Linked DNA regions of Homo sapiens: region 1 is linked to region 2. Evidence: chromatin loops called from intact Hi-C (ENCODE). Cell type or tissue: heart right ventricle. All regions are shown on one strand.

The links. A loop is a pair of places that touch in the nucleus more often than their neighbours do. Peaks named below come from ENCODE experiments on the same cell type or tissue, not always from the same donor. Only the 100,000 strongest peaks of a DNase experiment are listed, where the experiment ranks them.
Region 1: it touches region 2 in a loop (6-fold over the local background); 1 of 110 quality-filtered maps calls a loop at or near these places.

The regions. Positions count from the first base shown.
Region 1 is chr12:21,472,199-21,477,198 of GRCh38, forward strand. It overlaps RECQL (RecQ like helicase), which reads right to left. Exons shown (of 15, transcript NM_002907.4): 8 at 4,713-4,794; 9 at 3,478-3,626; 10 at 3,270-3,387; 11 at 2,643-2,781; 12 at 1,353-1,444. Among named protein-coding and RNA genes, the nearest start is that of RECQL, 27 kb to the right of the region's middle. In heart right ventricle, no CTCF peak of the experiment used is centred here; no DNase peak of the experiment used is centred here.
Region 2 is chr12:22,457,163-22,462,162 of GRCh38, forward strand. C2CD5 (C2 calcium dependent domain containing 5) reads right to left here. Exons shown (of 27, transcript NM_001286176.2): 23 at 2,330-2,380; 24 at 1,322-1,423. Among named protein-coding and RNA genes, the nearest start is that of C2CD5, 85 kb to the right of the region's middle. In heart right ventricle, CTCF peaks have their summits at 2,882 (motif pointing left) and 3,082; no DNase peak of the experiment used is centred here; H3K27ac peaks cover 1,932 bases.

The sequences.
Region 1 (5,000 bases), 980 kb before region 2:
ATGAGGTACTGGCTAGTCCAGATCTTGAAATACAACACACGGATGAAAAAAAGTTAAAATATAGTGCCAAAATGCTGCAGGCAAATCCGAAAATTGGGACTCAGCCCAGGAGGGTTCCCAGTTTCATGCAAGAAACAATCTGAGAGCAAGCCAACAGAGTAAAGTGAAAGCAAAGCAAGTTTATTAGCAATAGAGTATAGGAAAATGGCGGCTCCATAGACAGAGCAGGGCTACCCCAAAGGCAGAGTGGCACTGTACATTGCTCACTAGCGGTATTTATAGCTGCTCCTTAGTTATATGCTAAATAAGGGGAAGATTATTCATGAATCTTCTAGAAAAGGTTAGGGAGTTCCTAGAACCATGTAATTTTCGGGCATTGTCACGGCATTTGTAAACTGTCATGGTGCTAGTGGGAGTGTCTTACATCATGCAAATACATTATATTTTCTAGTTCTAACTTGTTTGGGCCAGTTTCTTTGCTATATCTTGTTTTGACCAGATCCTGTTTTGATCAGCAGGGTTGTGACCAATGCTCAGAAAACAAATCCTGCTGATCTACATTTAAAAGAATTTTAAGTAAATCTCCGATGACTAGCCATTAACTGGATCAAAAGTGATTCTCTATAGTCTCTATTTTGCACTAAATTTTCTTTTCAATTAGTGACTATAAAGTATTAGAGATTATCACATGGTTTCCCTTTTCTTATAGAATAGCATTTCTATTCAGAAAAATTCAAATATTTTCCTTCATTTATTAAAAATTTCACATCCTCAGTATAGCAATATAAAATGTGTGCATACACATAAGACTTTTCCTTTTATTCACCTTTGTTTCAAAACTTCATGTTGATAGTTTTAATTCTGGAAAATCTGATTCACACTTTAATCTTTTAAATCCATTTGGAAGTCTAATACTTCTCTCATGTCCCAGCTGTATATACAGTTTTGTGCCACATAATATTTTGGTCGGTGATGGACCACGTATATGCCAGTGGTCCCAAGAGATTATATAATACCATATATTTTTTTTTGAGACGGAGTCTCGCTGTCACCCAGGTTATAATACCATATTTTTACTGTACTTACTCTATGTTTAGATACACAAATACTTAACCATGTGTTACAGCTGCCTGCAGTATGCAGTACAGTAACACGCTGTACAGATTGGTAGCCTAGGATCAATAGGCTATAACATATCACCTAGGAGACTATACCATCTAGGTTTATGTAAGTACACTTTGATGTTTGCACAATGACAAAATCACCTAGTGATGCATTTCTCAGAACGTATCTCTGTCACTAGGCATTATGACTGTATTAGCCTATAAAGGTTTACAAAACAACAAACTCACCACTGTCTTTACAGCAGTTATCGCACATTTTGTTACATGCTTCTGAGTTCCATACTTCATCAAAATGTTGAGCCATCAACACACGACGACATCTGCAAACACATTTAAAGATACAAATTATTAAAGGATATAATAAAGTTTTAAGAATCTCTATTTCAGCTTACATAGTTATATACTGTATTAGCTTCCTATAACTGCCATAATATTACCATAAACTTAGTGGCTTTAAACACATTTATTCTTACATTTCTGTGGTTTAGATTTAGAAGTGTACTATGGGTTTCACTGGATCAAAATCAGAGTGTCAGGTTCTTCTCACATCACACAATCTAAAATAATCTCCCTATTTTAAGGTCAGCTAATGAACAGTCTTAATTCCATGTGCAATGCTACTTTCCTTTTGCCATGTGAGGTAACATACAGGTTAGGAATTAGGACGTGAACATCTTTGGGGGGCCATTGTGCCCCCGACATAGGACTTTTTTCCCCACATATTCTTGATAAACACTGTTTAAAAAATTGTCTGAGTTCCATTTTTAAATTCAATGTTTTGCAACTATTAGGAGAATATTCTTGACAGTAAAATAGTTTCTTATATTTTAATAAAGTAGCAATATTTGAGTTGAAACCTTAAAATATGCTTCATGAGACTCTACTGGCCTTTGGAAGACATTTTCATTTTCTCATTTCTTTTAACTAGATTATTGTAGTATCTATTGGAAAGAAAGAACATTTCTATCACTGTCTGGCTGCTATTTACCACCTCGACATTTCTGAGCACTTCTTATGTGATAGGCAATAAAAGCACAAAGATAACTATGACAGAAAGCTTTCAGGAAGCTATCTAGTCTAAAGCCACCCTAAGTAGATTTAAACTTACTTCTTAAGGAGAAACTTGGTATTTCATTGACACATGAGCTGGCAAGGTGGCACGTTACTGAGCTTGACTCTCAAAATGCCTATCTTAACCATAGACCTTTTCAAAATTATTAAATCATGTAACTGTACAGCAGTGCCAGAGAAAAAAAGCCTTCAAGTTGCTATCAATGTGTCTCAAAAACCTTCAATTAAAAAAGTAGTTTTGGAGGATTATCTCAAAGATAGGGCATCTTTTCTTGAACTAAGGCAGATCATACAGGTTGATGTGCTGGTTCCTACCCTCCAACATCTGCTTTTATGGATCTGCACTTTGGTGTTCCACCAATGTATTTAGTAAGAACTTAAAAACGATGTCATATACTTTCATATTTGCTTTAATTGATAAAAGTTATAAAAAGGTATGTGGCTTACTTGCTTATGTTTTGACAGTATGATACCATCTCATAAAGCTTCTGCTGTCCCACATTTTCCATCACCACCATTGAACTTATTCTGAATATATCTCCAAAGCCGTAGTACAAAATACAGTCTGCTTTCATGTCATCTCGACCTGTGGTGTGAGAAACCTTGAGATTGCAGAATTACATTTACAAATTCAAAATATGCAAAAATGACATATGGTAAAATTAGCAGGCAATGTTTTATACTACATCTAGAAATTTTAGAGATGTGGAAGTTAATTTGTAATGGGTACCCTCAAATTAAAAAAAACTCTAAAGAGACATCAATAATCAGCTCTACTAAGTTAAAAAATGTGTCTATAATCCAGTTAAGTTATAGATTTGAAATCACTAATTAAAAATTCAGGAGGCAAAGATGAACATCAAATTATCTTAACACACATAAAAAGAAACAATTCAGATAACAGAACATAAGTAAAAATTTCTCCATATGCAAGTAAGTGTCAAACTGCTAAAAATACATTGTTCTAAAAATACTATCCAATAAAGATAAAACATACAGACTTATTAAGCATTTATCATGTATTTTTTGGAAAAGCTTTCTAAAAATTTACTTCTGGATTTGAGTCCTACATACCTGCACGTCCACTCTCTTGGTAATAATTTTCCATGGATTTACTCATTGAATGATGGATAACAAACCTCACATCTGGCTTATCAATTCCCATACCAAATGCAACAGTTGCCACTACTACCTGAAATATTTTAACATTTTATCAGTTAATTAAATCAAGTTTAAATATTTTAAAGGTAAATTAGGCTTCTATGGAAGATATAGACCTAACCTGAATTTCATTGGCTGACCATTTTCTATGAACTGTGGTCTTATCTTCTGGCTCCAAATTGGCATGGTAAGCACCTGCATGAATTCCCAGATTCTGCAAACTAACCGTAACTTGTTCAGAGTCTTTCTGAGAAAAACAATATATGATTCCTGCAGTAAAATATGTGCATTTGTTAGATAGATATGGCATATTCCTGGAAGATGGTTTTCAACACACACATTCAGGACATTGATTAATACAATGCACAGAAGGAAAAAAAGAATTATGAAAAATTTCAAGGCCTTGTGCATATATTGACATTTTGGTATAATTCCAGATTTGAGCACCAGCTTCCTTTAAAGCAGAAATGAGCCTGAGCCATCAGTTTTTGTTCCTGTTATCTCTTTTCTCTCTTTAACTTTATCTCCCACTAAACAGTATTTCTCAAACTGATGTCTGTAAGATGCTAACAAATGTGCTATGAATGCAGTGTTCTCCAGATTAATTTTGGGTTAATTTAGATTAATTTGCATGCAAATTAATTTGGAGAACATTGCATTCAACAAAGTTAAATGGGTGTCTCTCTTTATTTTCAGGGATGGTCAGAGCTTCTAGTTTGCTGATACACCCTGTGAACATCCAGGCAGAATAAATACCTGCAACCTTTCTCAAATTCATTTGACCCTAGAACTCCTTTTACCCAGGACTACCTCCTGAAAATCTATAGAACAGTTTAAAATGCTACTTTCACACAAATTCTTTGCTTCAGTAACATTTGCTTAGTCATTAAACCCAGAAAACCATGTATATATACTCACAACTCGATCTGTGCTTAATCTATTCAGTATGTACTACTGGATTTATTTATTGCTTTAACGTGTCCTTTACTGTAAGGGAGTATATTTTCTATCCCTTTAGAATATCAGTTGCTTAATCCACTATTTTGTACACAGTGGATACATACTAAATATGTGCTGTTGATAATTAACATTAAGTCATCAGGTCTATTCTAAAGCAAGTGTAAATAAGCAAAAATAAATCAGGCAATTTGACGACTCATAATCTATGGCATAAGCAAATGTCACACCCAATTTCTAAGATCAAGTGAATTAATTTTATCACGTATTTTCAAGTATCTTCTGCTATACATTAATTTTTTTTGGTGTTATTCAGTTATCAGTATAATTATCAATATGATATGAAGTCACTTTTTGAAAGTTATCTCTGTCTCCAAAGTTGGTTTGTTTTTACATTACCTGATTGCCCTTTGTATCTCCCATTAATGAGCTTTACAATATCCTCAATAAAATCTTCAGTGTTTGAGGGCTTCTGCCGAACCTAAAAAAAACTTAACTTATTAAAAAGTAAATGAATGAGTACCATCCAAGTGGCTGTCTATGTACAACTTTCAGGATGCAGTTCTTTCATGACCATAGTGTTTTTTTTCCTATTACTCTTTCACTTACTCACAGGATTCAACCCATCTGACTCATCTGTTCCTCCTCCCAGACTCTTCTTGATCTTTATTTTTTTAATTTACCAGA
Region 2 (5,000 bases):
TAAAATTGGAGAAAAATGAGAAAACATTCAGAACAGACGCTGGTAACACAATTATTCCCTGAGGTTTCCAAATAAGTGGTGACAACATTCAGCTGTCTGTGAGGCTAAGCCATGTCATGAAAGAAAAGAAATTATCATGCACTGCATGCAATTAAAAAAGAGAGACAGAAAAACATGAGAGGAAATGCTGGAATGGAATTCTTTTGGAAGAAAAATGGCATTCCTGCAAAAGAAAATGTTGATGCAGTATAGCTACACACACAATGATTGGTTATAAAGTGAAGAAAAAGAAAAAGCGGCTGAGCATTAAAATTATCTGCTGTAGGAACAAATTATTACAAGGAGAGTGTGAAAGTTGTTCTATTTCCCAGTGCAATTTTTCCATCTTTTTCAGACGACTTCATCATTGTCAACTTGTAGATAAACCTTATGTTATCTAGTTGTAAGATACTGGTTTTTTCCAAACCTTTTTGAAAACCAACTCATAATTTTAAAAGCTTAACGACCTCTGCTAGCTAAAAGTTGGTTGTTTATAAAGTAAAAAAATAATAGCTACCACTTATTAAATAACTGCCATAAGCCAGACATATATATATATATCTAATCCTTACAACCACCCAAAAACACAGGTTATCATCATCATCCCCATTTCATGCATGAGGAAATGGAAGGTTAGAGAAGTTAAGTAACTTGCCCAAGGTCTCATAGCTATTAAAATGGCACTTCTAGGATTCAGAACCAGATCTGGCTGGTTTCACATCCTATATTATTTCCTGTGAAATGTAGTTTTTTCCCCCTTTTAATGTACGGTAAGCTCTTTCACTCAAATATATTTACCTCAAAATTTACCAAAACACATGGCATAAGATAACATATAAGTAATGATTCTGATTCTAGCAGTAAGGTAATAACTACTTTCTCACCATAAATTCTTTATTAGTTTAGCCCTCTGCATATCACACTTAATAAACCGACAGATGCCACATACTAAATAGTACCTTGGGTCCTGGAAGAATGTCTTTTCAATAAGAGAGTTGGCAATTTACTTCCAATTAGAATGATATAATATCTATTTATATACTTTTAAGAATACCTGCACAAAAAGGAAAATTTTAAAAACACAATTCTATAGGTAAAACTAATAAATCTAAAGGCCTTTCAAAAGCTTTTCCTAAATGACCGTTACAGTCTGCAGCTTTCACACTCTAATACATGATGGATTGGCAATGTTATTACTGGGTAGTAAGGTCTAGCTTTCACCACTGGGAAATCAGGGATATGTTTCTCAGATTATCATAATGTGGTAGAAACATCCGCCTACTTGTCTTAATTGATCCACGCCTTATGGTCTGAGCTTTCAGTTTAATGAGCTCTATCCAGCTGCTGCATCTGTCTGCAAAGGAACTGTAATCAACTGACGTTGCTGAAAACACAGACAGAAAACAAAAGAAAAAAACAAAGAAAAAAATATGGATGATGTCTCTTACTCGTCTTAACACTCCTTTCGATGATGTAATTTAACTGTAACTCAGAAAAAGAATGGTCCTTTTCAAGTCAGATAAGAGAGATAGTAAAGAGTCAAGCTTTAGACACTGATTTGTCCAAAACCAAGTTCTCAGTTAGCAGGCTGAGCATTTCTGGTGATGTCATAGTTGTGTGGTCTCCTAGGGAGAGCCTGAGTGGGGTCTAACATAAATATCAATGAAAGGACCACATACTGTGCTTTAACTAACTTTATTTCCTATTCTTCTTAATTTACAATATTTCAGTTGTTTCTATTTTATTTTATAATCAAAGCTTTGTGAATAATTCATTTCCCTAGTTTTACCCTAAAATTTTAAAAAAAGAGAATCAAATGTTGAAGAATATATTTTTAAAAGTTAGTAGTTGACTTATCTGTTATTAAAGTATCTTCTTTCTACAATCAGTAAGAGGAAAACCAAAGGGCCATTTTTGTTAATGTTTTGTTTCCATGTCTGATTTTGGGCAACAAAGCCTCTGATAATATGGGGTCAGGGCAGGTGTGAGCCTCACAAGTTCCCCCTTTTAAAAACAATAACTTTTACTACTGCTAAGCTGGAAAAAAAATTTTAAGGAGCTAAAATTTTATGCTTAGAAACTGGGAAACCATTAACATACTAAAAAATTTAAATATTAGTTTAATTGATGCTTTTAAAAGAACATATTCTACCTACAAAAAAAAAAAAGCCAGATTTTGGTGTCTATTCCATATTGTCCAGTGCATTTTCTTCAATGTCTATAATTTTATGCACCACCAAACTAGAATTTTACACCTTTGGTGACTATTTGCTTAATTAGACAAACTCACCTCTCTGTGCAGCTGGTATACCTGAGTTAGAACTTGCACTCTCCAGGTGTTCTAATAAGACAATATGAACAACATTAGCTCAGATGCTAAGTACAAGCCAGTACCTCTTCTTTGTTATTTGTTAATACCTCTATAAGCCAGAAGAATAGGAGGAAATCTTTATGGCTTCATTGCAAAAGCAAACCAAATAAAAGCATCTAGGTTTAAAATGCAGTTTCTATTGATAAATGAAAACTAGCTCAGTTCATAAATACCATGCCAAAGGAGACTACTTGCTTACTGTAACACAAAAAGAGTTTCAGAAACTTTATAGTCACAAGAAAATATAAACATAGTAACGAATGTGAGTATGATGAAAGCAGGATGTGAGACTAGGCAGAGAAAAGGGTCAATGTGTTGGGAAGAATATCTGAAATGAAACATGGAAGGAAAATGTTTGCTGTGGGGAAGAGTCTATAAGATTACAAATTACAGACAAGATAATGATTATGCTTCACAGATCAGCATAAGCTGCTCCCTAGTCTTAACTCTCACCACCAACTTCTTCATTCGAAGACTTCGATATCAACAGCTCCCTCTGGTGGTATCAAGACTTTGTGAAACTAAAAAATGAGTGATCACAGAGGTAACCAGGAATCCCAAGCCAGTATCACTCCCTTTCCAGTAACCTGACAGTAGCATCCAGAATTTTCCCTGATATTTTTTATTACAGGTATTTAAGGTATTGTACAAATTTAAATAGCACTATAAAAAAACTTCATAACCTATTTTTAATGCTCATGTTCTACCCACATTAGAATATTTAAATTTTTGTTTGAAAGAATTTTACAACTAAAAGAATAGTCCTGCCAATTTAGAAATAACTCATGAAAAGCACTGAGAATAATTCGGTTGGCTTAGTATAGTATAGTTTAAGTATAGATAGATAAATATGTTTTTTCATTTCTACTTAGTGTGTTGATTTTTTGGTAACATTCTTAAATTAATAAAAAAACTTTTCAAAACATTATTTGTACAGAATGTTTCTACCATAGAATGTTGCTGCTAATTGAAAATACAATGCAAGTATCTCACCACACCCCACCAACACAATTTTTTTTTTTGAGACGGAGTTTTCGTCTTGTTGCCCAGGCTGGAGTGTAGTGGCACGGTATCAGCTCACTGCAACCTCCACCTGCCAGCTTCAAGTGATTCTCCTGCCTCAGCCTCCCAAGTAGCTGGGATTACAGGCACCCACCACCACGCCCGACTAATTTTTTTGTATTTTTTGTAGAGATGGGTTTCACCATATTGGCCAGGCTGGTCTTGAACTCCTGACCTCAGGTAATCCGCCTGCCTTGGTCTCCCAAAGTGGTGGGATTGCAGGTATGAGCCACCAAACCTGGCCCACAGTTTTCATAAAGCAACTGACCACTAGCTAATCCTGTAACATATACAGAGCTGATGAATAAAAGGGATCACCAGGTGGGGTCCACGAATGGCCTATGAGGATACCACACTGTGGACATGCCCTGACCATCATGCTCACTGACTGGAGATCTAGATAGGAAAAGTCCTCCTGATTCAGGATCTTGAGAGACTTTGGAAGTCTAGGAGGAGATGGGACCTAAAGAAAGACCAGCACAGACCTGACATTCAGAGGCTTACCACATCTGTAGGGACACTCAGCACAGAAACAGACTCAATGGAGAGACTGGGACACCAACTGTCCTACCCCTAACTTACATATCCCAAGAGAGTCCTGAGGCTCTCATATGTCTTGTGCAGTATAGATTTGGTTGGTGTAGAATTACAGAACATATAGCTGGCATTAGGAATTCTGTGCATTTTTTTAAACTGCAGGGGAAAGAGGAACGGCTTAAAAATTTCTGAAAAATCACTAAAACGAAAATCTTTTCTATACCTTGATATTATCTGAGTAATATGGAATTCCCTAGTAGGAACTGCATATATTTTAATGGCAAATGTACACAGAAAGAGCTTACCTGAGTATGTATTAAATATCTGTTCCCATCTCTAACATCAAGTGGAAAAAACAAGGTACACAATGATATGTAAAATACTTGTGTTTTTTAAAAAGGATGAATAGAGTATCTTTGAAAGACAGACAGTAAACTGCTAAAAGTAGTTGCCTCTTGGGGAAGGAAATGGAGAAGAGAGCTTTATTCTGGACTACATGATTTTTGTAATATTCAAATTTTTCACGATATACATGTATTACTTTTACCCAGTAAAATTTATATAAAGGATGAAGAGGGAAAAAAGGGAGGGAAAATGTTTATTCCCTGCCCTCAAATACGAATGCATCTGAAAAAAATCTGAAAAACCCAAGTTTTTAAGGGAGATTTTTGATTTCACTTAGGGAGAGCAGGTTCATCTTTTAACATGCTTGCTATCTTAATTTTTCTCCTAGAAAAAAAAGGCCCAAGAGGCCCAAGGCCAGCTGGTCCCAGCAGCAGATAGACATCAGCACCTGGACTGGTTTGAATACCTCAAATGTCTGATGACCTCAGACTCCCAGGCCCTCTGCTCCTCCTGATCAGAGTTTGGCTTCCCAGGTGATAAGCTTTTCAAAAGAGAAGGTACTGCAGATACATGCAGTCTGGCTCACTGACCAACTGGGAGTTCCAGTTTAAAAGAAATAAAACAACATGCAGTCTCTAGACTAATA